Linked DNA regions of Homo sapiens: region 2 is linked to region 1. A link is an interaction called in ENCODE POLR2A ChIA-PET data of the cell type or tissue named here. Cell type or tissue: CD4-positive, alpha-beta T cell. All regions are shown on one strand. Links, peaks and the distances in the headings refer to the core of each region. The heading gives the core; the rest is flanking DNA. Region 1 overlaps SMC3 (structural maintenance of chromosomes 3). Region 2 overlaps RBM20 (RNA binding motif protein 20).

The links. Peaks named below come from ENCODE experiments on the same cell type or tissue, not always from the same donor. Only the 100,000 strongest peaks of a DNase experiment are listed, where the experiment ranks them.
Region 2: POLR2A ChIA-PET joins it to region 1 with 11 read pairs; 2 of 35 experiments call an interaction of 5 or more read pairs at or near these places.

What each region holds. Positions count from the first base shown.
Region 1 is chr10:110,577,504-110,588,923 of GRCh38, reverse strand. It overlaps SMC3 (structural maintenance of chromosomes 3), which reads right to left. Exons shown (of 29, transcript NM_005445.4): 6 at 11,010-11,089; 7 at 10,218-10,296; 8 at 7,903-8,020; 9 at 6,826-7,001; 10 at 6,282-6,362; 11 at 5,376-5,540; 12 at 4,962-5,083; 13 at 4,528-4,741. Among named protein-coding and RNA genes, the nearest start is that of SMC3, 16 kb to the right of the region's middle. In CD4-positive, alpha-beta T cell, for the core only: no CTCF peak of the experiment used is centred there; no DNase peak of the experiment used is centred there.
Region 2 is chr10:110,765,074-110,781,590 of GRCh38, reverse strand. It overlaps RBM20 (RNA binding motif protein 20), which reads right to left. Exons shown (of 14, transcript NM_001134363.3): 2 at 1-790. Among named protein-coding and RNA genes, the nearest start is that of PDCD4-AS1, 98 kb to the left of the region's middle. RefSeq lists enhancers at 6,829-7,018, 5,909-7,108. In CD4-positive, alpha-beta T cell, for the core only: no CTCF peak of the experiment used is centred there; a DNase peak (open chromatin) is centred at 7,200.

The DNA.
Region 1 (11,420 bases), core at 723-8,722:
CATTATATACTTTCATACTGCCCCCTCTACACACACACACAACAGAACACAAAAACTATTTTCAACTATTTTACATTCAAGAAAAATGAGTTAAAAATCTTGGCAGAACCTATAACAAATCTCTAAGAACCTAACGTAAGATGCTGTTTCCTTAAGGAGAATTAATGAACTGTATTCATTAATTTAGTAGACTATACTGAGCTGAAAAAATCCAATAGCCTCACTGGCTAGAGTTTAAGGAAGCTGACACTTCATCCACTTAGTGAAGTTACCAAAACCCCAGTATGTACCAGGCATTCTTAGAAGAGCTGGGGAATCATAAAAGACCAAAGCAAACAAAAATCCTTGCCTTACTGGGAAGCAATAAGACAAGCAAAATAAAGCTGAAGATCATCCTTCAGGGGAAGGGCTTCAAACTGCTTCATAAAGTAATTACATTCATCTGTTTGTATTATAACTAATTATTGTCAGATATCAAAGTAATTGTAAATATTCCCACAGAGTACTGACAATTATTCATCCTCAGTAGTAACACTGACTTTTTGTCCAAAATTTTAATGGACAAAAGTCAATGTTACTACTAATTCCACTGACAAAAAGTCAATGTTACTACTGAGTCACAAAATCTTAGATTGGCCGGGCGCGGTGGCTCACACCTGTAATCCCAGCACTTTGGGAGGCCGAGGTGGGCAGCTCATGAAGTCAAGAGATGGAGACCATCCTGGGCAACATCGTGAAACCCCGTCTCTACTGAAAATACAAAAATTAGCCAGGCGTGATGGCACACGCCTGTAGTCCCAGCTACTGGGGGAGGCTGAGGCAGGAGAATCACTTGAACCCAGGATGGGGAGGTTGCAGTGAGCTGAGATTGTGTCACTGCACTCCAACCTGGTGACACAGCGAGACTCTGTCTCAAAAAATCTTGGATAATCAGAATGACTTTTAACATCTTGGATAATTAAACCCTTTAATTCTACACATAAGGAATTTGGGACTCAGTGGTATCTGAAACCATAAAAGAGTTAACAAATTCCCTAGGTAAAATTTAACTTTTCTGCAGCAATTACTTAATTCATCCCCAGGCTATCTGAACACATGCTAAAAGAAGAGTATAAACCTTGAAGAGTCAGTTTTCCTAAATTAATGTTTCAACTTTTACAGTCCTAAACAATTCAGACTGTTGTGTTATTAACTAGCATTACAGCTTACAATATTTCTTTTTTTTTTTTTTTTTCTTTGAGACGGAGTCTCGCTCTGTCGTCCAGGCTGGAGTGCAGTGGTGCAATCTTGGCTCACTGCAAGCTCTGCCTCCCAGGTTCACGCCATTCTCCTGCCTCAGCCCCCCGAGTAGCTGGCACTACAGGCGCCCGCCACCACGCCCAGCTAATTTTTTATATTTTTTAGTAGAGATGTGGTTTCACCGTGTTAGCCAGGATGGATGGTCTCGATCTCCTGACCTCGTGATCCGTCCACCTCGGCCTCCCAAAGTGCTGGGATTACAGGCGTAAGCCACTGCGCCTGGCAGCTTACAGTATTTCTTAAGTCCTACATACTTTGTTTTTTTCCAGGTGTATCTGAACACTAATGGTTCCCTTTCTGACACCATGATGCTACTCAGAACCAGTAATAAAGTAAGCTACCTATATTAAATTCAAAATATAATGTTTTGTAGACTTTATTAAATGCATTACAACCTGGAAAAGAGAAAACATTTAGTTTGCACTGAAACTATCTAAGAGCTTCCCCTTCTCCACAGCAGTTGCTACGGCCAAGATACCACTGACATAAGTTAGAAAAGTCTAAAAACTTAAGTTTGATAAGTATGTAGGATATGTATCACATAAATGAACTGTAATAAAGCATAATAAAACCACCAAAAAGACATTTTATTTTTCATACTGCAGGTTTTAAAAATACACTGTGGAAAAATTAATTTAGGATTATACCAAGAGGCAAAAGCCTATTTACACCGGGCGCGGTGGCTCACGCCTGTAATCCCAGCACTTTGGGAGGCTCAGGTGGGCGGATCACCTGAGGTCAGGAGTTCGAGAACAGCCTGACCAACATGGTGAAACCCTGTCTCTACTAAAATACAAAAATTAGCCGGGAGCAGTGGCGGGCGCCTGTAATCTCAGCTACATGGGAGGCTGAGGTAGGAGAATCGCTTGAACCCAGGAGGCAGAAGTTGCAGTGAGCCAAGATCGCACCATTGCACTCCAGCCTGGCAACAGAGTGGGGCTGTCTCAAAAAAAAGGCTATTTACATAACAAAATCAGCGCCATAAAATCATCTCTGTCCAAAGGAAAGGCTTCATCTTTACAAGTGGTCATTCTGATAACCAAAAGTGTGGCTGGAATACTGGAAAATAATGAACTTCAAGCATGACAAAAAATGAATAAATTCTCTCACTGGAGGCACCTTCAAAAAGGGCATCTGCTGAGGTTGGTTTCATAAACTCAAGAGAAAACTCATTTTATTTCAAGAAAGGAGGTGTTAACTATCAGTTCAGACTATACTAACCATATAAAGAACTGCCTGGATTAACCCAACTTTTCCACTCCTTCCACAAAGTATCACAACTAAAACCCACAGCACGACTGGACTTCCAAAAACAGCAGGCTACACTCCTCGCAATTTTACCTACCTATTGTTTATGCCTACAGAGGCTGTTGTGTTTTCTCCCCACTATATATTTTTTTCTTTATGTAAAGTGAGAATATGAGTACAAAGTAAACAGCTCTTTCTTTAAAACTTCACTGAGGTTTTGGATACATTTAAAGGTGAGTCACCAAAAACTTAAAGTGGGCAAATCACTATAACAGATTAGGGGCCAGGCATGGTGGCTCACACCTATAATCCCAGCACTTTGGGAGGCCGAGGCAGGCAGGTCACAAGGTCAAGAGATCAAGACCATCCTGGCTAACACAGTGAAACGCCATTCTACTAAAAATACAAAAAATTAGCCAGGCGTGGTGGCATGTGCCTGTGGTCCCAGCTACTTGGGAGGCTGACGCAGGAGAATTGCTTGAACCCGGGAAGCGGAGGGTGCAGTGAGCCGAGATCGCGCCACTGCACTCCAGCCTGGGCGACAGAGCAACACTCCATCTCCAAAAAAAAGAGATTAGGGACAAATAATTATATATAATATACAATTAATAAGTACATAAATATTAATATATGTACTTTATAACAAATAATTTAAAATGTCAAGTCCCAAAAGTCAAGAAAAAACTGAAGAACTGGTCCAGATTAAAGCAGATAAAAGAAACATGACAACTAAATGTAACATAAGATGCTGGAATACCAAAAAATGAAGTTTTAAAAAAAAAAAATTACACCGGGCATGGTGGCTCACGCCTGCAATCCCAGCACTTAGGAAGGCTGAGGTGGGTGGATCTCGAGGTCAGGAGTTCAAGACCAGCCTGGCCAAGATGGTGAAACCCCACCTCTACTAAAAATACAAAAAAATTAGCCGGGCGTGGTGGCAGGCACCTGTAATCCCAGCCACTCGGGAGGCTGAGGCAGAGAATTGCTTGAACTCAGGAGGTGGAGGTTGCAGTGAGCTGAGATCATGCCACTGCACTCCAGACTGGGTGACACAGTGAGACTCGTATTAAAAAAAAAAAAAAAAAATTGTTACTATCAGCTGGGCACGGTGGCTCACGCCTGTAACCCCAGCACTTTGGGAGGCTGAGGCAGGCAGATCACCTGAGGTTGGGAGTTTGAGAGCAGCCTGACCAACATGGAGAAACCCCATCTCTACTAAAAATACAAAATTAGCTGGGCTTGGTGGTGCATGCCTGTAATCCCAGCTACTCAGGAGGCTGAGGTTGCAGTGAGCCGAAATTGCGCCATTGCACTCTAGCCTGGGCAACAAGAGCCAAACTCCATCTCAAAAAAAAAAAGTTACCAACAAGCTATTTTAGACATATGTTGTGACATCTTGTTAAATTAAGGGTATGTAAGACACATGCTACCAATTCATAAAAACATATTTTAAGCTGGGCACAGTGGCTCATGCCTCTAATCCCACCACTTTGGGAGGCCAAGGTCGGAGGATTGCTTAAGCCCAAGATTTCGAGACCAGCCTAGGCTACATGGCAAGACCTCGTCTCTACAAAAAAATAAATAAAAATTTTGCTGGGCCTGGTGATACATGCCTGTGGTCCCAGTTAGGAGGCTAAGGATGGAGGATCGCTGAGCCTGGAAGGTGGAGGCTGCAGTGAGTTGTGTTTGTACCACTGCACTCCAGATTGGGTGACAGAACAAGACCCTATCTCAAAAAAATTAAAAATACATACATACATTTTAATATACTTAATCTACATAAAGGCTCAATGACATGAATATTCTTTAAAAAAGAACTATATGTATATTAAACTGTGCAGGCCTTTTCTAAATAAGTATCTGTCATATATTTTAAGAGCAACATGTAGACTTATTTAAAAAGAAAACTTGAAGTAGATAAAACTAAACACATTTATCTCTTCTGAAAGATTTTTACAAAGCAGCTATAGAAGTTCTTACATTATACTGCTCCAGATTTTTCTCTTTATTTGCTTCAGTGTCTTCCAAATCCTTATGTATAGCAGCAATCTGTCTTTTCTTGTCATTAATAGCCTGATCTAAAGACTTGAGTTCCTTTTTAATCCACTTATCCCTTTCTTCTTTTGATGTAAACTGGCTTCCTCGACCCTGCTTTGCATAAAGATCCGTTCTTTCCTGGGTAGCTTGAGCCAATCTACACAAAATAGAAGCAAATGGGATGAAAAGGAGAATAATAACCAAGTTTAATTGCAACCAATAATGTCAACTGCACACAGAAACATAAAGCCATTTTTCAAAAAGATACAAAAAGAATTAAGTGTAAAAAGCAGCTACTATATAATTGAGCTCCTCGGACAACCTAGTTTTACATAATATGATGTAGAAAGTTAAAGTGTTGGTGAAAGTTCTCAGACCTAGCAATTCCTCGTTCTTCTTTCTCTTTCACACTGTTGAATTTGGGTTCTGTTTCTGCCAGTTCTTTCTGCTTTTCTTCTATTTTTTCAAGCAGCTTCTGCCTCTCTTTTAATAAACGTTTCTGTAAACAAAGTAAAAATGCAAACTGCTTTAAATTTTTTGCATAATTTAGGTCTAGCATAAATGTTTTCTCAGGAAAAAAACTTCATGAGAAAACCCACCTGTAACATGAAACTCTTTTTTAATGTAAGAAACAAAGGGACAGTACCAAGTTGTTACTTGAGTACAAATTATGCTAACGTAGCAAAGCTTAAAAAAAAATTCCAACACACACCAGTCACAGAAAGGGCTGTCTTCTACAGTTGCTACTCACCTGAACATTCACATCTTTCATTTTTAGCATTTTAACTTACCCTTTGTTCACTATTGCCTGCTAGTTCATCTTGTAAATCCTTGGCTTTAAGCTCCAACTTAGTCCTCTGCTTAATCTGCTCTTGTCTTTCAGCACTAAGCTGTTCTTTTTCTTCTTTCATAGCTGAAATTTTTGTTTTCAATTCTCTAACTTGGCGTTCGATATCCTATTCAAAAGTATTAAACAGAAAATAAGGCAATTAGAAGTACAATAGCAGAATTGTGACACCATTAATTCTCTTTCACTTAATGTTTAGTAATACTCTGTCCTTTCAATATTCAATTCCTCTAACTCTCCCTTGTGTAATCATTCCATAATTCTGGTACAAAAGGGTTTACTATGGTCAAAAACATACGATGGCTGGACATGGTTGCTCATGCCTGTAAACTCAGCACTTTGGGAGGCCCAGGTGGGAGGACTCCTTGAACCCAGGAGTTCAAAACCAGCCTGGGCAACATACTGAGATTCCATCTCTTCAAAAAATAACAAAAATAGGAGGCTGAGGTGGGAGGATCACTTGAGCTTGAGAGATCAAGGCTGCAGTGAGCTGTGATCTCACCACTGCACTCCAGCCTGTGCAATGGAGTGAGACCCTGTCTTCCAAAAAAAAAAAAAAAACTTCAGGAGGCTGAGGCAGAAGGACCACTTGAGCCCAGGAGTTTGTGACCAGCCTGGGCAACATGGTAAGACCTTGTCTCTACAATATATTTAAAAACTAGACAGGTGTGGTGGTACACACCTGTGCTCCAGCTATTCAGGAAGCTGCGGCAAGAGGATTGCCTGAGCCCAGGAAGTCAAGGCTACAATGAGCCATGATGGCACCACTGTACTCCAGCCTGGATGACAGAACAAGACCCTGTCTCAAAAGTAAAAAGTAAGTTAACATGAACCTTGTTTATAATCTTACCTCCATTTTATCTCTTGCATCCTGCTGAGCATCTCTTAATTGTCTGGATTTTTCTCCACTAGTCTCTCGCTTAGCAGAAAGCTAAGAAAAAAAACAACTTATCATATCTAACTCATTTTGTAATTACTAAATATTTCATAACATCTAATAAAAATTTTTCTATTAAAATAAACCAAAAGTAACTGCTCAAATTTTCTACAAAAATTTTAAAAATGATTTTAAACTAGAAAACTGAAGCACTAAATTTTTGTACAAAATGTGTAGTTTAGGATATACTACAACTACAAGAAGCCTTCAAAATGGCTTTCCTCTCATCTTGTCTGCCTAATACCACCATCTGATTATATTTCAGATAATACTATATAGCAAGGACCACATGGCTAATTTCCTTGAACTAAAAAAACTTGCTGACTAATAAATTCATTGAGAGGTTTTTTTTAAGTTTCTATTTAAAATCACTGAAAAGTGTAATTATGGCCTGAGTTTAACAAATTCATAAAAACAAAATTAATCTGATTTTAAGTGTCACAGGTAAATATTTTACCTCATCAAGTTTGGCACGAGTCTCGTTAAGTTCCTGATTGTAAATGGTATATTCCAGGGCTCGTCTCATTTTATCCCACTTCTGATACTGAGCTAGTTCTTCCTTTTCTTCCTCTAGAGTATGTAATCTCTCTTCAATGTATTTTAACAACTCATTGATTTTTTCCCGTTTGCCCTCTTAAAAGAAATGGGGAGAGAGGTGGAAGAATTGAATAAGATTTTTATGTAATATCACTTCTTAAATATACCTTGAATTAAATTATTTTTAAGAACTGTAGCATTATTTCTTTGATGTGATGTGGTAACCCAATTTAAAATACTAAAATAGCAATTAACCCATTTATGCCAGAGGTTGCAAATTTTTTTCTGTGAAAAATCAGACCTTGGCAATGACCTTGAGCAGTAGAATATAAGTAACATCCACAAGCTTAGGATTCCAATAATGGAATGCTAGGCATAAATGGGTTAAGATCCTTTATTATGAAAAGCACCAGAGAACAAATTTACACATGGTGACACTGGTTCTTTTATAACATGTAGTAAGGGCCTCAGTTTAAGCTTCCTTTTAAAAAGTCAGTGTGCCGGCCAGGCGCAGTGGCTCATGAGTAATCCCAGCACTTTGAGAGGCCAAGGCAGGTGGATCATCTGAAGTCAGGAGTTCGAGATCAGCCTGGACAACATGGTGAAACCCTGTCTCTACTAAAAATACAAAAATTAACTGAGTATGGTGGTGGGCACCTGTAATCCCAGCTACTCAGGGAGGCTGAGGCAGGAGAATCACTTGAACCCGGGAGGCAGAGGTTGCAATAAGCAGAGATCGCGCCACTGCACTCCAGCCTGGGTGACAGAGCAAGACTCCATCTCAAAAAAAAAAAAAAAAAAAGTCAGTGTGCGTTTCCACAATATTTTTAAAAGCTACTAACATCATTGGTGTTATGGATTCTCAATTTTTATTAATAACAGCATTATCTAATGCTGTCATATACTAAACACCTACTATATTCCCATCATGGAGCCACTCTGTCACAAAAACAGTAATTTGCAACAAAAAAATAAGGCAGAATCACATTTATTTTACCTGTTTCTTTCATTAAGGAGATGCTTTCTTCCTTTCGTTCGTCATACACTCTAGTACCAGCTACTTCTCTTAATAGCTTTAATCTCTGAGAATCTGGTGCTGTTGCCATCTGGTTGATCTAAAATTTTTAGAAAAATAATCATTACATAGCTGTAGCCTCCGTTTAAGAAGAAGAACTCCACGTTGAAAGGTTTTTAATACACATGAAGGTTGGGTATCCCTTATGCAAAATGGTTAGAAACCAGAAGTGTTACAGATTTTAGATTTTTTCAAGTTTTGGAATATTTGCATTTATACTTACCAGATGAGCAACCCAAATCCAAAAATTTGAAATCCAAAATGTTCCAACAAGCATTTCCTTTGAATGTCATGTCCACACTCGAAAGGTTTCAGATTGTAGAGCATTCTGTATTTCAGACTTTTGAATTTGGGACATGCCAAGTTTTAAACAGATTATGATTTGGCTAATGTCATTTGTATAGTACGCATGCCTACATATCTATGTCTCCTTTACTTAAATGAAATTTACCAAATAAAATCCAAATACAACTGTTACGGTCATAACTCTCCTTTATGAATAGGGCTAACAAGTGAAGGAGTATCTCACACCACCATCTTTTTCTTAGTCAATATGATAAGGTATAAAAGATGAGCTCCATTCTCAAAAAACAAAGTATTTTTATAAGGGAAAACCATCACTGACTACACTTTTTTTTAAAGCTACAATAATATATTAAAAGTCAATTCTTCCTCAGTTTCCATGGGGATTGGTTCTAGGACCCCCTGCAGGTACCAAAATCCAAGGATGCTCAAGTCCCTTATATAAAATGGCATAGTATTTGCATATAACCTATGCACATCCTTCCATATACTTTAATATCTAGATTAATTATAATAATACAATGTAAATGCTATGTAAATAGTTTTACTGTATTTTTAAATTTGTATTATTTCTTATTGTACTGTTTTAAAATTTTATTTATTTTAAATATTTTTGATCCATGGTTGGCTGAACTTGCAGATGTGGAACCTACAGATACAGAAGGCTAATGATATGACAAAAATGGTATGCTTTAAATATAGAGAGAATGGTACAACTTAAGTGCCATGCAACTTAATATATAACAAGTATCCCTAAATGTCAAAAATGATATCACTGCATTAAAAAATTGAAATTATCTCTACGAAAATAGGTCTATCAAAAGTATCTACATCAAAGAATCATCCTTCAGATCCTCATTATTGAACGCTCCAATTATACATATTGGTTCATGCAATTTCCTCACTTAAAAATTATTTTTCAAATGGCTACAACATATGTGCCACTGCTGGGCACTGGAAAAGAGCAAACAAAGCAGAAAAGGTCCCACCCTCATGGAGCTTACATTCTAATGGAAAAAGACAGAAAATAAGTACTATCCTAACAGTGTAAGTGTTATGAAGAAAAATAAAACAGATTAAGGAAATAAAGCACATAGGGTTGAGGGGACGGCAATGCTTTCAGATGAGGCAATCAAGGATGGCATACGGGCAGAAACTGAAATGAAGTAAAAGGGCCTAGATTGACAGCAGACGGATCTCAGAAAAGTGCTCTTTCAAATCAGCCTCCATTTAAAAAAATTTATCTCCCACAAATAGTTAAATCGGAAAAAAACGTGTTCTTCCAGTAACACATTTTCTAAAACTGAAACTCCATATTCTTCCTAATCACTTCTTCTAAATGCTAACTTTCCAATACATATCTAGAAAAAAAGGCCTACAGTATAAAATAAGTGAATATTCTTTGAGAATTTTCCCTAGTCCAAAAAAAAAGTGAAAGTATATGAGAAGAGAGCAGAACAATCAGCTAAAAAAGTTTGTAGTTTGGCTGCTGAAAAAATGTAAAAACATAATCCCTATTAGGGAAAATAACATGTGGCAAAATGGCAGATTTCTGGTAATGTTAGCTTTTCAGTATTTTAATTGTGATAAATAATTAGGTAACACAAAATATTAATTTTAGAAAGTTTTTCAAATGTGATTTTTATAGAATTCCTACAATATTCTTAATTATTGCAACATTCATAAGCCAATAATGTCTTCCCATACTTTCACCTCAGTAAGTAATACCAGTCACTAGGAAAACAAGATCCACTTAATATGCTGAAATACTTCCATCTCAACATGCAATGGACCTATTTGGTACTTTATGGCCATGTAAAAGAATATGGCCATTTTTGCTTCAGCTTAACCACTCAAATCAATAAACCAAATTCATCACTCAAGAATTACTCAGAAAACAAATTCTACTTAAAAAGGACATACAATTGTTTTACCTTTCCTTGTTTAACAATATAATAAGGATTGCTTCGAGAAAAACCAGCGCTTTCAAGGAGGTTCATCACATCATTTTTCCTGTTGACAAACAATGAAATTACTTTCCGATAAATAATTTTAAAGCACCATTAAGCAATGAGTAGAGTAGCCCCTTGGTTGATAGCATTAGGGAGGAAAGATCAGTAATTAAACCATCTGTATCATCCTCAGAACTTTCTGATTCTTATGTTTATCCTCTATATGTTGACTTGTTGAAGATGAAGCAAATATTCCTCATATATGAAGCAGGTAAAAGAATACTTTTTACTCTTTTGTAAGGAAATCATAAAATTGCGGGCTGGGCGCAGTGGCTCATGCCTCTAATCCCAGCACTTTGGGAGGCCAAGGCAGGCAGATCACAAGGTCAAGAGTTCGAGACCAGCCTGCCAACATGGTGAAACCCCGTCTCTACTAAGAATACAAAAAGTAGCCGGGTGTGGTGGTGACTGCCTGCAATCCCAGCTACTCAGAAGGCTGAGGCAGCAGAATAGCTTGAACCCGGGAGGTGGAGGTTGCAGTGAGCCGAGACTGCGCCACTGCACTCCAGCCTGGGCGACAGAGCAAGACTCCGTATTGAGAAAAAGAAAAATGCTGGCTGGGCGTGGTGGCTCATGTCTGTAATCCTAGCACTTTAGGAAGCCGAGGTGGATCATTTGAGGCCAAGAGTTCGAGACCAACCTGGCCAACACAGCAATACCCCATCTCTATTTAAGTACATATTCAGTTTTTTTAAAAAAAAGAAAAATGCTTACGTGACCATCTTCTTGTCTAAGAAATACTGATCCTTTTTGGCACCAATAACTCTTCGAAGTGAAACTTCCTCTTTATCGATCTAAGAAAAAATGTAAAAGCCCACAGTTAATTTAATAGTAAAGGAGAAAACTTTTTAAATAAGGTCATTTTAAAGTCCTTGCCCATAAGTATTTATTTTAAAATTTCAATTATCTCACTAAAAATAATACTACAAATACTCAATACTCTTAACCAAGACACTTTTCACAACAGTTTGTACATTCCCATTTGTTAACAGAGTATTCATTGTCATTTTAAGATAAAATCAGTATATAAACTGTAATTATAACAAATTATAAAAGCTTAAAAAGTTTCAAAGTATGAAGAAAATCAGCTAAACCAATTAAATTCTCAACATTACTTTAAAAAAA
Region 2 (16,517 bases), core at 4,044-12,043, 190 kb before region 1:
GCCCGAGAATCCATGGGGGCTCTCCCATTGGCTGTTTGTGCCCTGCAGCAGTGGCCCGACCTCACTTTTCAGGCCCCCAGCCTGCTCAGCTGGAAATCCGCTGGCCACATGTGAACCTTGGGAGTTGGGTCCGTAAAAATCTTTGGAAAAGGCAGCTTGACCATCCTGCCCTGTGTGGCTGTAGTGCCCTTCATAGGTCACACTGCCCGAGGTTGAGGCCGAGGATGGCAGGAAGCCAGGCTGACCATCTGTTTCAGGGCCATATGTCTGGCCAGAGCTGGCTTTGCCATACTCATAGAATCCTGCTGTAGCTGGAGCAGGCCCAGTCTTGCCAATGCCCAAGATGACTGCTGGCTGGCCAGGGGTCTGAGGCATTACCCCAGTGAAAGGATGCATCACCATGGCACTGGGTGGCTGGTTGGGAAGGTTCATGGAGGGTCCGGGGCCTCGTGTCTGGCTGGGGGGTGAAAAGGCAATTGCATTAGAGGGAAACCGGGTACTGGGTATGGCTGCAGCATGTTGGGGAACCCCAGCATGGCCGTGGGGGCCAGTGATCACAGACGGATGCCTCAGTTGATTGAAGAGAGGCTGGGACATGGCCACTTTGGAGAGGACTTGGTTCAGGACTGTGGCGGCTGCAGTGTTGTTGGTGACAGCTGTCTGTGCCAGCTTCAGCCGGTGGAGGGTGAGCTGGGCCTGCAGTTGAGCCAGCTGGAGACTGGCAGGTGAAGGAAGCAGAGGGTTCGGGTTACTGACCGAGAATGGGTTCTTGTCCAGGAGCTTGGCGGCACTGTGGGAAGACAGAGGTCTAGATGCACAGCTGGTTTTCAATGAGGGGGGCAAGGGGCTGTTCTTTGTTATCTGTGGTCCCCCCTCCCACATAAACAAGACCTTCCCACACTGGTCCCACATACAAGTGAATCTGCAAAAACCTGTGCTCACACATACACATTAAAAAAAAAAAAAAAAACTCCAATGGAAAAATTATATGACAGAACGTTCAATCTCACTAGTAAGTAGAAACATAAACTAAAACCATTCAAAACAAATATTTGCCTAGCAAAATAGCAATTTTTTAAAATGGCACTCCGTGTTGGAGAGAGAGTAGAATAGGCACAATGTCAATGATAATCAACGCATACAGCTTTGTTAAAAGATAGTCTAACAAAATGCATTTATTATAGCCATATTCTTTGACCCTGGAATTCAATTATATAAATCAAAACTGAGAAAATGAGCTCAAATGCAGACAAAATTTGATACCCAAAGATGCTTAATACTATACTATTTAAGAGTCCAAAGTTGAAAATTACAAATATCCAACAATAGCGAGATGGGATTTGAACTGAGGAAATTATGATACACCAACATAATAAAATATTAAGTAACCATTACTATTGGTGTTCAAATTTCTACTTTATTATGTAACATTTAGGACATTCAAAAAAGAGTACACAGCACCAAGCTTAAGACAGAGAGCATTCCAATACGATAAATCTCCCTTGGTTACGTGCTCCCCCCACCTCACCCTTCCCCGTGATTGCCAATGGTAAACATTATCTTGAATTTGCCAAAGTCTCTGTTACAAAAAAACAAAAACAAAACCACTTTAATGACATGAGAAAATCTATATGCTCTAATGTTAAGTGAAAAAGGCAGGCTTAACAATTGCCTACAGAGTGAATCGTGTTTACATTTGTGCCAAACACATTTTCATCCTTGTCCTCATTTCACATCCAAAAGTAACATGAATTGTCTTCCTGTCTGAATATAGGCACAAACAAATTCAGCGTCTCCTATACTCTCACAACACGAACCACTTCTGACACTAGATGTGTGGGAGGTTTTCTCCACACACCAAGCAAGCAACCAGTTCTGCAGTGGACACCAGCTGGGTGTCTGCCAATTCAGTTCTGACACTACCTGGGGAAAGCGTCAGATCCCACAGGTTGATGGCTCAGCCCCACAAGACTGTCCCCCCACTTTGGATGTCAATCACAAGCCCCAGGTTGTTTTACTCATGCTTCTGACCAACTGGCTGTAAATCAGAATTAGACTAATTTGCTAGAGAGGCTCCCAGAACTGAGGGAGATGCTTAGTTTTACTGGTTTATTAGAAAGGATATATGACAAAGGATGCCAATGAACACCAGATGGAAGAGGTGCATGGGGCAAAGTGTTTGGGAAGGGGTACAGAGCTCCCACATCCTCTCGGGCACCCCCCTCTCCAGGAACCTCCACATGTCCCAGTCCTTTCTGGGTTTTTACGGAGGTTTCATTGCACAGGCATGTTTGATTAAATCATTGGCCATTGGTGATCAACTCTACTTTCAGCCCCATTCTCCTTCCCTGAGGTTAGGGGTGAGGCTGAAAGTCCCAACCCTTCCATCCTGCTGTGGTCTTTCCAGTAACCAGACCCCATCCTAAAGATACCTAAGGGGCTGCCAGACATTTGTCAGCTTATTAGCATACAAAAAGATATTTATCCGATTCCAAAGACTTTTGGAGTTTTATGCTAGGAAACCTGAGGAAGACCAAATCTCACAATATCACAGTTCCCTTCAACTGAGCTCTCAAACCTAACTAGTATAAGGAATAACCAAAAAATTACAAGTAAAAAAATCTGAATTTGAGGTAGGGGACAATAGCAGACTCTCACCGAATCTTACTGCAGAAAGGGTGTCCGTCTGACATGTGTCTTTCATGTGACCTATATTGGTTGGTTATAGTGGTTTCTGGACCAAAAATCAGTGTGCATGGTCTGGAAACTGGAAAGACTTTCCCAGAACATCTGGGATATGTGGTTACCACAGGCAGGGAGGGAATCTTTGGTTAAGACCACATTTTCCAGGTTTTAAATTCCCCTCTGAAAAGTGGGTGTCATCAGGAAATATGTTCAGGATGTTGATGAACTGGAATTCTGGGACATTTGAATGGGAAGAAGGGGACTGGAAAACTGGAAATTGGAGTTGCCATAAACAATGCATGCTGTACAATAAGCATGCTTAGGCAGTACAGGGTAGACACTGCACAACTGGGACACCTTAGTCTCCACTGTCACAGGTTCTGTACAGTAAAAATCCAATGATAATGGAACAAAAACGAGAGAGGCTGGGAGCTAGCTCAGCTGAGGAGGAAAAGGGAGACATAGCAAGTGACATGGGTTGCCACACTGTCTTGTTGGAAGGGAGTTCCCAGAACATCAGGCACACCCACATTTAAATGTAAGTACAAAGCACATTTGAGAGCCAGATAAAATGCCTTTGTTATTCTTTCCCATTTGCATGAAAAATCAAAAATTGCCTATAAGTTGTTAAAAAGACACCACCTTCCCCAGCCAGCAGCCCTGCTATGCTCCAAGGGCAGAACAGGCTGGCTGCATTTTAAAATATGGGGGAAGAGGGCACTGAAAGTTAAAGGTAGTTACAGCCCTGTTCTCCTTTGGGGAGCCGGGCTGGTTGCAAACAAGCCTTGGGGGTCCCTGGGTGACCCAGCACAAATTCAACAGCAGCAGAATGGGGAGCGACCAATGTCTATGTAGGCAAGAATACGGAAGGAAGAGGAGAATGGATGGTCAAGAGTCTGATGATAGATTTTGACTTGTGTAGTATTAAGTAGCTGAGCTTTAGAAAAGCAATTAAGCTTAACTCAAAACCGTGGCCACACAGGGCCAACTCTTCCTCCCAGGTTTGTCCATCATACAGCCTGTTCTTGCTAACAAGGCGATAATGAGGTGCCAAGTTGGTTTCCATGACCAGAGTAAGACAAGGTTGGTTTTGTTTTTCCCAGAGAAGTCAGCTCTATTTTCTAAAATTGCATTCTGGGCAGGAGGGAGCTCTTAGTAGAGATTCCCCTTTGCCACTGAAAGGACACGTGAGGAAGGGCTTTCCAACTAGGAAAGCCAGCCATGCTGGGTATTTGCAGGTCAGCCATGGGAAACCTGTCCTTTTCAGAGTATGGCCCAGGTTACAGACGTTAACCCATTCAGATTCCTCAAAAAATAAGAAAACTAACCAGGTTTTCTTCTTAATTTTTGCTTTGACTAGGAAATTTTCATCATTCCCAACTTTAGTCAACCTTGAGTAGAAGTGATTTCACATGAATCATCAGAGCTGAGCACCTGCTTTCATCCAAACACCCTAGACAAAGAAGAAAAAACACATCATACTATTTTTAAAGCCCTAAAATTCTTAGCCTGCAATAGTTAATAACCTGAAATTGAGGTGCATATAGTAGTGATCATATTTCTGAACCAAAAATTGGGGTGCATGATCTGACACCCCTGGAAGCTGGAACTGATGTCTCCTGCTGTCTTCCCACTCCTTAGTTTGTCACTTTTATATCACTCAGCACATCCTGTGCCTTGGGTTAAAAATAATTGCGTGCGTGCCTTTCTACTCCACCAGACATAAGTTCCACAAGAGAAAGGAGTGTGTCTTGGAGAATCTTGTATTTCCTCAGCACACTGCCTCCCACTTTATGGGCACAAAGTAATTGCCGTGAACAAAATGAAGAAGGAAGATAAGGGGTATGGCTCATCAGAATCTGGTGGCTTTGAGGCAATATGGACACCTCTTTTATGAGTACCCAATTCTGTGGAGAAAAACCCACAAACAGCTCAAAAAGGACAATCTAAATACACCCAAGAAGCAAATAAAACTAAACCTACAAGCAGGTACAAAGTCACCTTCCTAGGTCACTATCTACAATTTCCCACTCCAATGCAGGAGCTTCAGTACACTCTTTCTCTGTCTAAGTTCAGGTTTTTAAATTGAGTGGATAATCCCTGCAGTAGGCTGAATAATAAAAATGTTCACATTCTAACCCACAGAGGCTGTGAATATGTTATCTTACATGGTAAAGGGGACTTTGCAGACATGATTGAATTAAAGATCTTGATTATCTGAATTTCTGAATTTAATTTGGTATGCCCAATGTAATCACAAGAGTCCTTCTAAGACGGAAGCAGGAGGATCAGAGTCAGCGAGAAGATATAAGGATGGAAACAGAAGTCAGAGAGGAGAGAAGATGCTTTGCTGCTGGCTTTGAAGATGGAGGAAGGGGCCATGAGCCAAAGAAATGCAGGAAGCCTCTTAGAAACTAGAAAAGACCAGGAAACAGATTGTCCCTTAGAGCCTCCAGAAGGAACTAACACCTTGACCGTAGTCCAGTGAGGCTGGTTTTGGACTTATGGCCTCCAGAACTGTAAGATAATACATGTATGTTATTATAAGCCATTAAATTTGTGGCAATTTGTTACAGCAGCAATAGAAAACCAACACAATTCCCAAGACAATTAGATGCAAAAGTGGCTTCCACTAGAGAGGCGGTGGTAGGTGTAGGGGCTGACTGGACCTTGCTGGTATGAATTGATCCCCCCAGAGTACAGACCATCTGACCAAACATCCAAAGACCCTCTGGGAATGTAGTCAGGGGCCAATTCTGCACAAATAGGGGCCCAAGCAACGTGTCTCAGACCTGGCCAGTCCAAGAACCACATCCCTCTGGCAACAGTGATTGGCTCATGGGGGAACACTCTCGGATACTTTGTTAGAGCTATCAGGCATGATTCTCTGTCATGCCATGGTTGCTAAATTGTTGTTAAGCCATCACTTAATGACAGCCTGCTTGAGAATAAAGCCAACTCAGAAGATGCTGGCCTGAAGACAGAGGTACAGGCAGCTCCTTGATGACTTCCTAGGAATGCCTTGAGCCAGCTTCTCCTGAATCCACCCTGTACTTTGCTGGACATGAAGCAATGCATTTCCTTTATTTGCTTAAAGAAAGCCAACCTACGTAAACCACGGGCATTTAACCATCTTTTAAAGACGGTTCCTGTCTGTGGCCCACATTGACTTGAAGGTTCCTGGTCACCCTCCAGTTTCCTCTGCAGGAGTGGACTGACTGTGAGGACCCAGTAGTTGGAGCTACAGGGTCACTATCATCATCATAGGGAGAAAAGAGGATTAGAAGATAAGGAGTGGGCAACTGCTGAGAGAGGAGGCAGCAGGCATGGGGATGGGATTTGAGGGATCCAAGAGAGTCTTAACATCTGGTTGGTGAACCAGGACTTAAAGGGCTGTGGAATAACAAGGACACAGCTGAAGTGCAGTAGAGTGAATGTGCGTAGATGTATCAGCAGGCTCTCTCCTGGTAATGTCCAGCCATCCAGAAGCAGGAGCCAAGAACCACAGCCCAGAGCATGGTAGTGCCTAAACTCATGCACCGGCCACATCTGCAATAAGCACAATATCTTCCAAGATAACCAGTTCAGGAATTTAAATTCACTTCCAGTGCAACTGGCTGAGTGGTGAATGCGCCATTTCTTCTTTTGTGCTAAAATATAGAAAGTAATCGAGGTGAGAGGGCTGATGACCAGGCAAGAAAATATTTTCTAGGTATGACCACACTATAAAGGTGTGGCCAAATAAATGCAACGCTGAAGGTCAGATCTTTAGAGCAGAGTTGAGAATTTATGATCTTTCCATGTCTTTATGACACATTCTGCTAGTGTCAACACAGGAGAGACTTAAAGCAAAGAGAGGATTAATGTCAACTTAACTAACAAGAACTACATTATAGTTTTCCTTCCTTCTGAACCATTTTTCTTTAAAACATTCCTTATTTATGGTATTTTGGTGGGAATTTCTTTTTAATATTTATCTTTCCTAGATCAAAAATTCTCAACTCTGCTATAATGCTTTCAGAAGCTAGGTCAGAATATGAACTAGAGAGGGACATTCCTGAATGTCAGGTTACAAAGGTGACAATGACAACACAACAGTCATATTGGGGCTAAAGTTCAAACTCTAGCTAGTGATCACACTTTAAGAGTGAGCTGAGGCCTTACAGACAATTTAGTTTAACTCACTCATTCTACAGACAAAAACAAAACAAAACAAACAAAAAGAAAACAACAAAAAACAAACAAACAAAAAACCGCAAAAGCCAATGAAGTTGGCGTCCTCTGTGAAACCGCCTAAGTCACACACCGAGACAGAGAAGAGCTGGGACTGGAATGCAGGCTGCCTCTGTCCTCAGGGCTGATGGAGGTAGCTGTGGTCGGATACACGCCTATCAACATATACCAGATGAATTCTCTCTTTGCAAGGAGAAGATGAGGCCACACACCTTTTGGATAGTGCTCTTTCTTGATAACAATAGGGCTGCTGGGTCTTCACTAGCTTGGCCTCTGTGACTAATTTCGAGACTACTGGGTCAATGCTGCTATTCTGTGTTTGGGCCTTAGCCATGACATTACCATATGATGATTCATATCACCATGACACCTCTTGGAATGATTCATAACAGCAATATAATCCTATCATCTCTCTTTTGTTTTGTGTTTTTCAGTTGGTGTGTTAATGAGTGTTCTCACTTCATTAGCTGTCTCATCTCCAGAACAGCCATATGGACAGCTAAGTCAAATATGACCATTTCCAGTCTATAGTAAGAAGACTGAGACCAAGAAAGATCAGATGAACCGTGTGAGGTCATCCAGTGAATAAGGGACTTGACTGGGACTTGAAGGAGGGTTTTTAAACTGTAAGGCCAATATTCTATCCTCTGTTTACACGTTCATTAAAGGGAGCTCCAAAAACCACATTTCTGGGCCTACTTCCTTTGGGCCAGTTAAACATGAGTTTGGGTTAGTTAAACATGAGTTTAACTAACATGTTTGGTATCAGATCCCCGGGCTTTCAGTCCACTGTGCTCCGTACGTCGCTTATCAGGCAGAGCACAGTCTCAGAACCAGGGGACTATGCAGTCACAATGGGGCAGCTGGTGGGTTTAGAACTGACACGAGAGGCCTGCCTTTCATGCTGGACTTATTAGAACGGCTCAAAACCTGCCAAAGAGAACTGATCCTGCAGCAAATGCAGAGAAAATGATACACATTCTGCTAGTGTCATCACAGGAAAGACTTAAAGCAGAGGATTAATGTCAACTTAACTAACGAGTCCCATAGTATAGTTTTCTTTCCATCCTTCTGAACCATTTTTATTTCTTTGAAAATATTCTTTATTTTTATAAAATGAGGGTATGGTATTATAGGTGAGAATTTATTTTTAATATCCATATTTGGTTTTTTTTGAAAATTTTAAAATACAGAAATATGAAGAGGAAAACAAACACTTATGAATTCAGTGCCCATTATCCAAAATGAATAAATGCTACTGTAATGGTCATTTTGCTTCAAAATTTTTTAATAAAAGAATATTTGACAGATAAAGCTGAAGCCCCCTTTGAGACTCTGCTAAGTTCAATCCCACCTTCATCTCCCCAGTGACATCCACATGTGGTGTGTCTATCTGTCTGTGTATCTGCCTGTATCTATATATAGAAAAAAAGCAGGAAAATAAGGGATTTTTCCACATGTGTGCATTTATAAAATAGTGCCTAGGACTGATATCAACAAAATTTCTCCTTAAGAACAAATGCATAACCTACCAAGTTTCCTCTAACACACTGAAGACTGAGAATAGCGCAATGGAGTGCAAAATCAGGAAGCTAGAAATCAGAAGACCTGGGCCTGGCCCAACAGCCCTTATTCACTCCCTGTGGGATCCTAGGTCAGTTAGTTTCCCTGGATCTCAGGGAGTTCTTTTTTTTGTAAAATGAGAAAGCTGGATGAAAGGATCTCTAAGGTCCCTTCACCTTTGAAATCTGATAACTCTAAGGTTTAATTTCCTCATCTGTCAAATGGAGATCGTAATGTCTGTTCCACTCACTGTAAAGATCAAACGTGATGTGCAGGTGCTCTGGAAAATATGATAATTATATTAACTATCATTATCATTGCTCACAAATTCAGCTATTTCTGCACCTGGCCACTCCTGGGAGTGCTTTTAAAGAAACCATTGTTATATATACAGTCATGTGCTGCTTAACAATAGAGACATGTCTTGAGAAATGTGTTGTTAGGCAATTTTGTCATGCGAACATCATAGAGTGTACATACACACCTAGGCTATATGATATACCCTATTGCTCCTAGGCTACAAACTTGCACAGCATGTTCCTGTACTGAATGCTGGAGGCAACTGGAACACAATGGTGAGTATTTGTGCATATCTAAATATGTTTAAACCTAGACAAGTACAGTAAAAATGCAGTATTATAATCTTATGGGACCACCATTGTATATGCCATCTGTTATTGACCAGAACATCATTATGCGACCCGCGACTGTATATGGCTTCGTTCAGAGGCATGTGTTGCAGGCCAGACAGCATGAAATAATTTCATTCTCTCTAACCTTGTTCTGTTAGGCAGTCAGTTCAGCACGGAGGCTCTCTTACCTATATCCCTGAAGATTTAGTAAATGAAATACCAAAAATACTTTATTATAAAATTCTCTCATCTACAAAGACATTTCCCAGATGGACCCACAGCTTTCAGAGTGAAATGTGGCTCAAATCCATTTAGGACAGGAGTTGGTTTGTCGGAGATGCAATTATTAAGAAAATCCACAATGGGCAAAAATTAATTGGTTTTGTGCAGTCTCAAATTGAGGAAGCTGGTTTGACTTCTGGGGTTAGGGGAAATCTTTCCATTTTCTCGGTAACATAAGATCTGGTGACCTCTCAACTGAGAAACTTTTCTTGGGAACATCTGAGTCTTTTGTAATGGAAAAATGAGCTTTTCGAAATGTATATTTTAAAACTGCTATGCAAAGCATTTGGTTTCTCTAAGAAACCAAATTGCTAATGTTTATACACACAAAGAAATACATAGGGATTTATAGATCAATCCTGGCCCAGTGATAGAAAATGTACACACAAGCATTGATGCCTTGGCATATACTGGCCCCTCTCCCTACACAACCTCCTCCCTACTCCCCTTCACCTAGATATCTACCATACTTTGAAATGTAGCTCACAGGACACCTCCTCCAGGCAGCCTTCTCTGGTTTCTGCTCCCATCCAGTGTGCACTGATGTCCCTTTCATGATCTTCAGAATGCCCTTCTGCTCCATCAGCCTCAACTGTACTCTCTTCTAACTCCACCACCTGCTCTCATAATTGTCTACTGAAGCACTTGTCTGACTTTCCCACTGTCCCATGATCATTCGAAGATAGGAACTATATGTGTCCCACACCACATCACAATACCTAGCACATGGTAGGTGTGTGGAACCAATAAACACTTCTATTCAATGGGCTAGGCATGGTGGCTTAACGCCTGTAATCCCAGCACTTTCGGAGGGTGAGGCAGGCGGATCACTTAAGGTCAGGAGTTCTAGACCAGCCTGACCAACATGGCGAAACCTGGTCTCTACTAAAAAAAATACAAAAATTAGCCAGGCATAGTGGTGCGCGCCTGTAGTCCCACCTACTCGGGAGGCTGAGGCAGGAGAATCGCTGAGATCACACCACTGCACTCCAGCCTGGGCAACAGAGCCAGACTCTGTCTCAAAAAAACCCACAAAAAAAACCAAAAAAAAATTTATCCATGGACATGCCTGCTCCATGTATATGTGTATGTAGATAATAGCTGTGTGTTCTCCCTTCGTTTTCTTGGCTTAATGTTCCCTGTGTATTGCTACAATGCTTTGAAAGATGAAGCTCTACAGAGAATGTGGATTAGATTCAGTCTTTGAACACGGACAAAATTATGTAAATATCACTAACCACATCAAGTATAAAATTGTAAAGTATTCAACAAACAGACTTCTTGTCACGTTTTTCCTTTTAACCAAATCGGAAGAAAATGCAATTTCAGTGTGTGCCTCTGAGGCGCTGTTAAGTGCCTAATCTACACGATGTTGGGATGAAACCTATGTTCCAGGACTGGTCCCCATGTTCTGTGAATTTTCTTTTCAGCAGTTTACATCACCGATATTTTTTTCTATTAAATGTACAAAGACAGTTATAAAATTCAAGCCAATTTGAAATGAAAGAATTTTGGATTAATTTTAAAGAATTAAAATTCTGTTGGTCTTTTTCTAGAGTTGCCTGACAATTAACCTAGACATTTTAACTGACGTGATTTCAGCCAAATACTAGAAGTCCACATAAAACTGGAGAGGCAATGTGGGCCAGTGGGGGAGGAAGACTGTGTCGGTTTTAAGTAGACCAAAAGCTCTGTCACCAATAACTCTACATCTTATTGACTTCATGTCACCCTATCGACCTTAGTTTTCTCATCTGTGAAATGGGAGGGTCAGATGAGACAACATTTAAGGTTTCTTTATGCCTTATGATTTTAGGATGGTGGGTGTTTTCTTAAGGCAGTTATTCATGACACAGAAAAGTTAGGATGATCTGGCCATGGTGCAGAGACAGATCTGAGGACTGGGGTACCTCAGTTTCTGACAAGGTGAAATAACAGCAGTAATTCAAATTTTGGTGGGCACCCGGAGAGGAGAACTTCCTAAAACACAGATGCTGGGCCCACCCCTCACCACCACCTACACCCTCATCTCTGTGTCTGACTCGGAAGATCTGGGGGTGGAGCGTGAACATGTACATTTCTAACAAGTCCAGGTGAGGCTGATGCTGCACCTTGAGAACCGCTGTACTAGAGTATTTTGAAAATACTTTCCAACCCTAAGAATGTATAGTGAGGTGGCTGGGGGTAGTGGCCTCACACCTGTAATCCTAACACTTTGGGAGGCCACAGCAGAAGGATCACTTGAGGCCAGGAATTCGAGAACAGCCTGGGCAACATAGAGAGATTCTGTCTCTAAAAAAATTTTTTAGATTGGCCAGGCATGGTGGCGCACAACTGTAATCTCAGCTACTTGGGAGGCTCAGGTGGGACGATCACTTGAGCCCTGGGTTTTGAGGTTACAGTGAGCTATGATACCAACACTGCACTCCAGCCTGGGTGAGTGAGCAAGACCCTGTCTGAAAAAAAAAAAATCTATAGTGAGTTATCAGGAATTGAGTAACCCCTGTATTTTAATGAGCTACTTCTACTAGCTGCAAGTACACCAAGAATGGGCTTCCTCTTCCATGGGGGTTTCAGACAATGTAAAAATAATTTCAAGGGACACATGTAATTAATTATAAAACTACCTTCCCTTAAGAGACATAATCAAGATTTTCAGAACATTTGGGCTGCTGTAATAAAAACACTCAAGGTTCAGGGAACCTTAGGTAACATAGATGGTTGAGTGACTGGCTTGGCATCATATTACCAGGTTTGTTGGAAAGGGAGAAAGCATACCTCCATCTACACTGAGTTCACTAGTACAGAGAACAGAGGGTGAGCTTCCAGAAAGCTGAAAGTTCTTTAGTCAACACCCACCCCCATCATTATAAAAAGCCCATTCCAAAACTCACCCTAGAAGGCTTAGGCTAAAACAAACAAATAAACAACAACAAAAAAAAGGTTGTTGATAAAGTCATCTGTATCACTAGATCTCAAACTTGGTGGCACTTAGGAATTACTTGGGAAGTTTTAAAAAGAACTGGGGCTTGAGTCCCACCTCCAGAGATTGACTCAACCCAGGCACTGGAATTTGTAATATTAATAGCTCCCCAGGAGAACAATTGTGCAGCAAAGTCTAAGAATTACCAATCTATAAAAGAATAGAATCAATCTGTTCTTTATTACTTTGGGTCCCACAAGCCATTTTTGTCACTCCAAACAGCATGACCATTTGTCTTAAATGACCCTGAAGAATAAACACTGAAATTTCTACAAGTCCACAAAGGGTCACAAGTCCACAAAGGGTCAAACACAATACAGCTAAAAATATTTCTTAGCTCTATTGGCACCTTTTCATGCAAATCGATAAATATTTTTTGCAACAAGATTTCCCCCAGAGAACACATACAGTTTCTGCTGCAGAATGCCAGGTGAGGTTTGCTAGGGGAGGAGTTTTGCCTTCTAATTATAAGCACCTTGAGGACATCATCCACATCCTAGAATCTTTCAAACTCCCAAGTGCCTATGTGGCTCAACACTGGGCAAATTAGAGGCACTGAACAAATACTGGTTCAACTGACTTGAAATTATGACTGTCTTAAGCATGTGGGAATGTAGATCTTACCAGAATACCCTGTTTCCTTGTGAAGGACATGGTATATGTTTCCGTGTGTGTTTTGGGAATGTGCACAGTTTAATTCCTTTACACTCCTTAGATTAAATGAGAACATTAAGATTGGGGCTTTATAAATAAGCCATATAACTATTTATTGAGAAAAATATCCCTTTCCCAAAATGGGTGGAAGTTTCTGGTGCCTTAAGACACATATCTTTCTGACTACAGCCAACACAACACAGATGTCGCCCAAGGCAGAGAATATTATATGTGCATTACTTTTGGCTTTTGCCTCTATCTTACAAAGCTGTGGCCATAAGAAAGTTCTCCCTCTCCCTCTCCCTCTCCCTTTCCCTCCCTCTCCCTCTCCCCTCTTTCCACGGTCTACCTCTGATGCCGAGCTGAAGCTGGACTGTACTGCTGCCATCTCGGCTCACTGCAACCTCCCTGCCTGATTCTCCTGCCTCAGCCTGCCGAGTGCCTGCGATTGCAGGCGCGCGCCGCCACGCCTGACTGGTTTTCGTATTTTTTTGGTGGAGACGGGGTTTCGCTGTGTTGGCCGGGCTGGTCTCCAGCTCCTAACCGCGAGTGATCCGCCAGCCTCGGCCTACCGAGGTGCAGGGATTGCAGACGGAGTCTGGTTCACTCAGTGCTCAATGGTGCCCAGGCTGGAGCGCAGTGGCGTGATCTCGGCTGGCTACAACCTCCACCCATCGTCTGGGACGTGAGGAGCCCCTCTGCCTGGCTGCCCAGTCTGGAAAGTGAGGAGCGTCTCTGCCCCGCCGCCATCCCATCTAGGAAGTGAGGAGCGCCTCTTCTCGGCTGCCATCCCATCTAGGAAGTGAGGAGCGTCTCTGCCCGGCCGCCCATCGTCTGAGATGTGGGGAGCGCCTTTGCCCCGCCACCCCGTCTGGGATGTGAGGAGCGCCTCTACCCGGCCGTGACCCCGTCTGGGAGGTGAGGAGCGTCTCTGCCCGTCCGCCCCGTCTGAGAAGCGAGGAGACCCTCCGTCTGGCAACCGCCCCGTCTGAGAAGTGAGGAGCCCCTCCGCCCGGCAGCCGCCCCGTCTGAGAAGTGAGGAGCCCCTCCGCCCCGCAGCCGCCCCGTCTGAGAAGTGAGGAGCCCCTCCGCCCGGCAGCCACCCCGTCTGGGAAGTGAGGAGCGTCTCTGCCCGGCAGCCACCCCGTCCGGGAGGGAGGTGGGGGTCAGCCCCCGCCAGGCCAGCCGCCCTGTCCGGGAGGGAGGTGGGGGGGTCAGCCCCCCACCCGGCTAGCCGCCCCGTCCGGGAGGTGAGGGGCACCTCTGCCCGGCCGCCCCTACTGGGAAGTGAGGAGCCCCTCTGCCCGGCCAGCCACCCCGTCCGGGAGGGAGGTGGGGGGGTCAGCCCCCCCGCCCGGCCAGCCGCCCCGTCTGGGAGGGAGGTGGGGGGGGTCAGCCCCCCGCCCGGCCAGCCACCCCATCCGGGAGGGAGGTGGGGGGGGTCAGCCGCCCCGTCCGGGAGGGAGGTGGGGGGGTCACCCCCCGCCCGGCCAGCCGCCCCGTCCGGGAGGTGAGGGGCGCCTCTGCCCGGCCGCCCCTACTGGGAAGTGAGGAGCCCCTCTGCCCGGCCAGCCGCCCCGTCCGGGAGGGAGGTGGGGGGGTCACCCCCCGCCCGGCCAGCCGCCCCGTCCGGGAGGTGAGGGGCGCCTCTGCCCGGCCGCCCCTACTGGGAAGTGAGGAGCCCCTCTGCCCGGCCACCACCCCGTCTGGGAGGTGTACCCAACAGCTCATTGAGAACGGGCCATGATGACAATGGCGGTTTTGTGGAATAGAAAGAGGGGAAAGGCGGGGAAAAGATTGAGAAATCGGATGGTTGCCGTGTCTGTGTAGAAAGAGGTAGACATGGGAGACTTTTCATTTTGTTCTGTACTAAGAAAAATTCTTCTGCCTTGTGATCCTGTTGATCTGTGACCTTACCCCCAACCCTGTGCCCTCTGAAACATGTGCTGTGTCCACTCAGGGTTAAATGGATTAAGGGCAGTGCAAGATGTGCTTTGTTAAACAGATGCTTGAAGGCAGCATGCTCGTTAAGAGTCATCACCACTCCCTAATCTCAAGTACCCAGGGACACAAACACTGCGGAAGGCCGCAGGGTCCTCTGCCTAGGAAAACCAGAGACCTTTGTTCACTTGTTTATCTGCTGACCTTCCCTCCACTATTGTCCTATGACCCTGCCAAATACCCCTCTGCGAGAAACACCCAAGAATGATCAATTAAAACAAAAAACAAAAAACAAAAAAAAAAACAAAGTTACTGCAGAGTAGAGCTAAAAGACAACCTCACAACGGTTAGATACACAGGCCCATCTTCATCACATTTGCATGTGCCATTCTAGATATTTTCTTAGAATACCACAAACTAAACCTGTGGTTACGATCCAAGCAGATTGAAAACTGCCTTGGCTGAGGCCAGAAAGAATGGTTAAAGCTTGAAGACTGATTTTTTTTACTTGAAACTGCTCTCCAGCACTTTCCCCAGCTACCCCATCCATTGCTAATTAGAGGCAGCCAAGGCTTGACATGTACACAGTTCTCTGTGGTAAAATTGATTATTATATTACTATGGAAAATAAGGAAGTCATTTCATTCGAAATATCAAATTCCACAAAAATCATACATGGCAGCTGTTAGCATATGCATGTGGGGGAAGGGCAAGTGTGTGAACATATTAACCCTCTCCCCTTCAGTTTTCTGACATCTCAGAATTGCAAGAAAGAAAAGATTCCAATGTATATAAGGCAGAAACCAATGGCAAAGCTGCATAAAAGCTATTTTTGAGGTTAAAAAAAAAATCTCCGTGATATAAGACACCCCGTCCATGCCGTTTTATGAGTATGGATTTGCTTTTACACACTTGCAAGCAGAAAACTAGTATTCCTCTACCACATGTGTTGAAGCTACTTGTAATTGCATCAGATAGAGAAATGAGGTGAGTCATGTTTGGTTGTGCTTGAGTCTGCTAACAGACCATCATGTCCATGTCCAAATTTGTACCCTGAACCGCACAACAGAAGTTTATGCACTTGCTTGCTTGCTTGGCGACAATGAAAATAGTTTTGTTTAAACACTTAACTTTACTTAAAGATACCTAAGAGGTGCTGAAATTCATATTCCAGCTACTTCAGGGGTGCTCAGAAGCTATTCTCAAGCCTTGTTTCTTGGCGAAATATCCCCTGCTCATGAATTTTAACACGGCACTCCCCTCCTGGTCCAGAATGAGTCAACACTCAACACATACGAGATGTTTCAAACACCTTTAAGTTCATTTTCCATCACTGCCAAATTCCAGCAATTAACACAAAGCACCTCACCCTTAAGAGATGCCCATCATTTATAAAGTTTTGGGATTCTGAATGCATCCCCTTCCATTCTCCCAGATCTGGTGATAACTCAATCTGTTTTCCAGTAGCCTTGCGACTTTTCTTTAAAGAAGAGTTTAGTAACCAGCGTAAAAAGAGCATCTAGACTTCCTGACATTAGGATCGC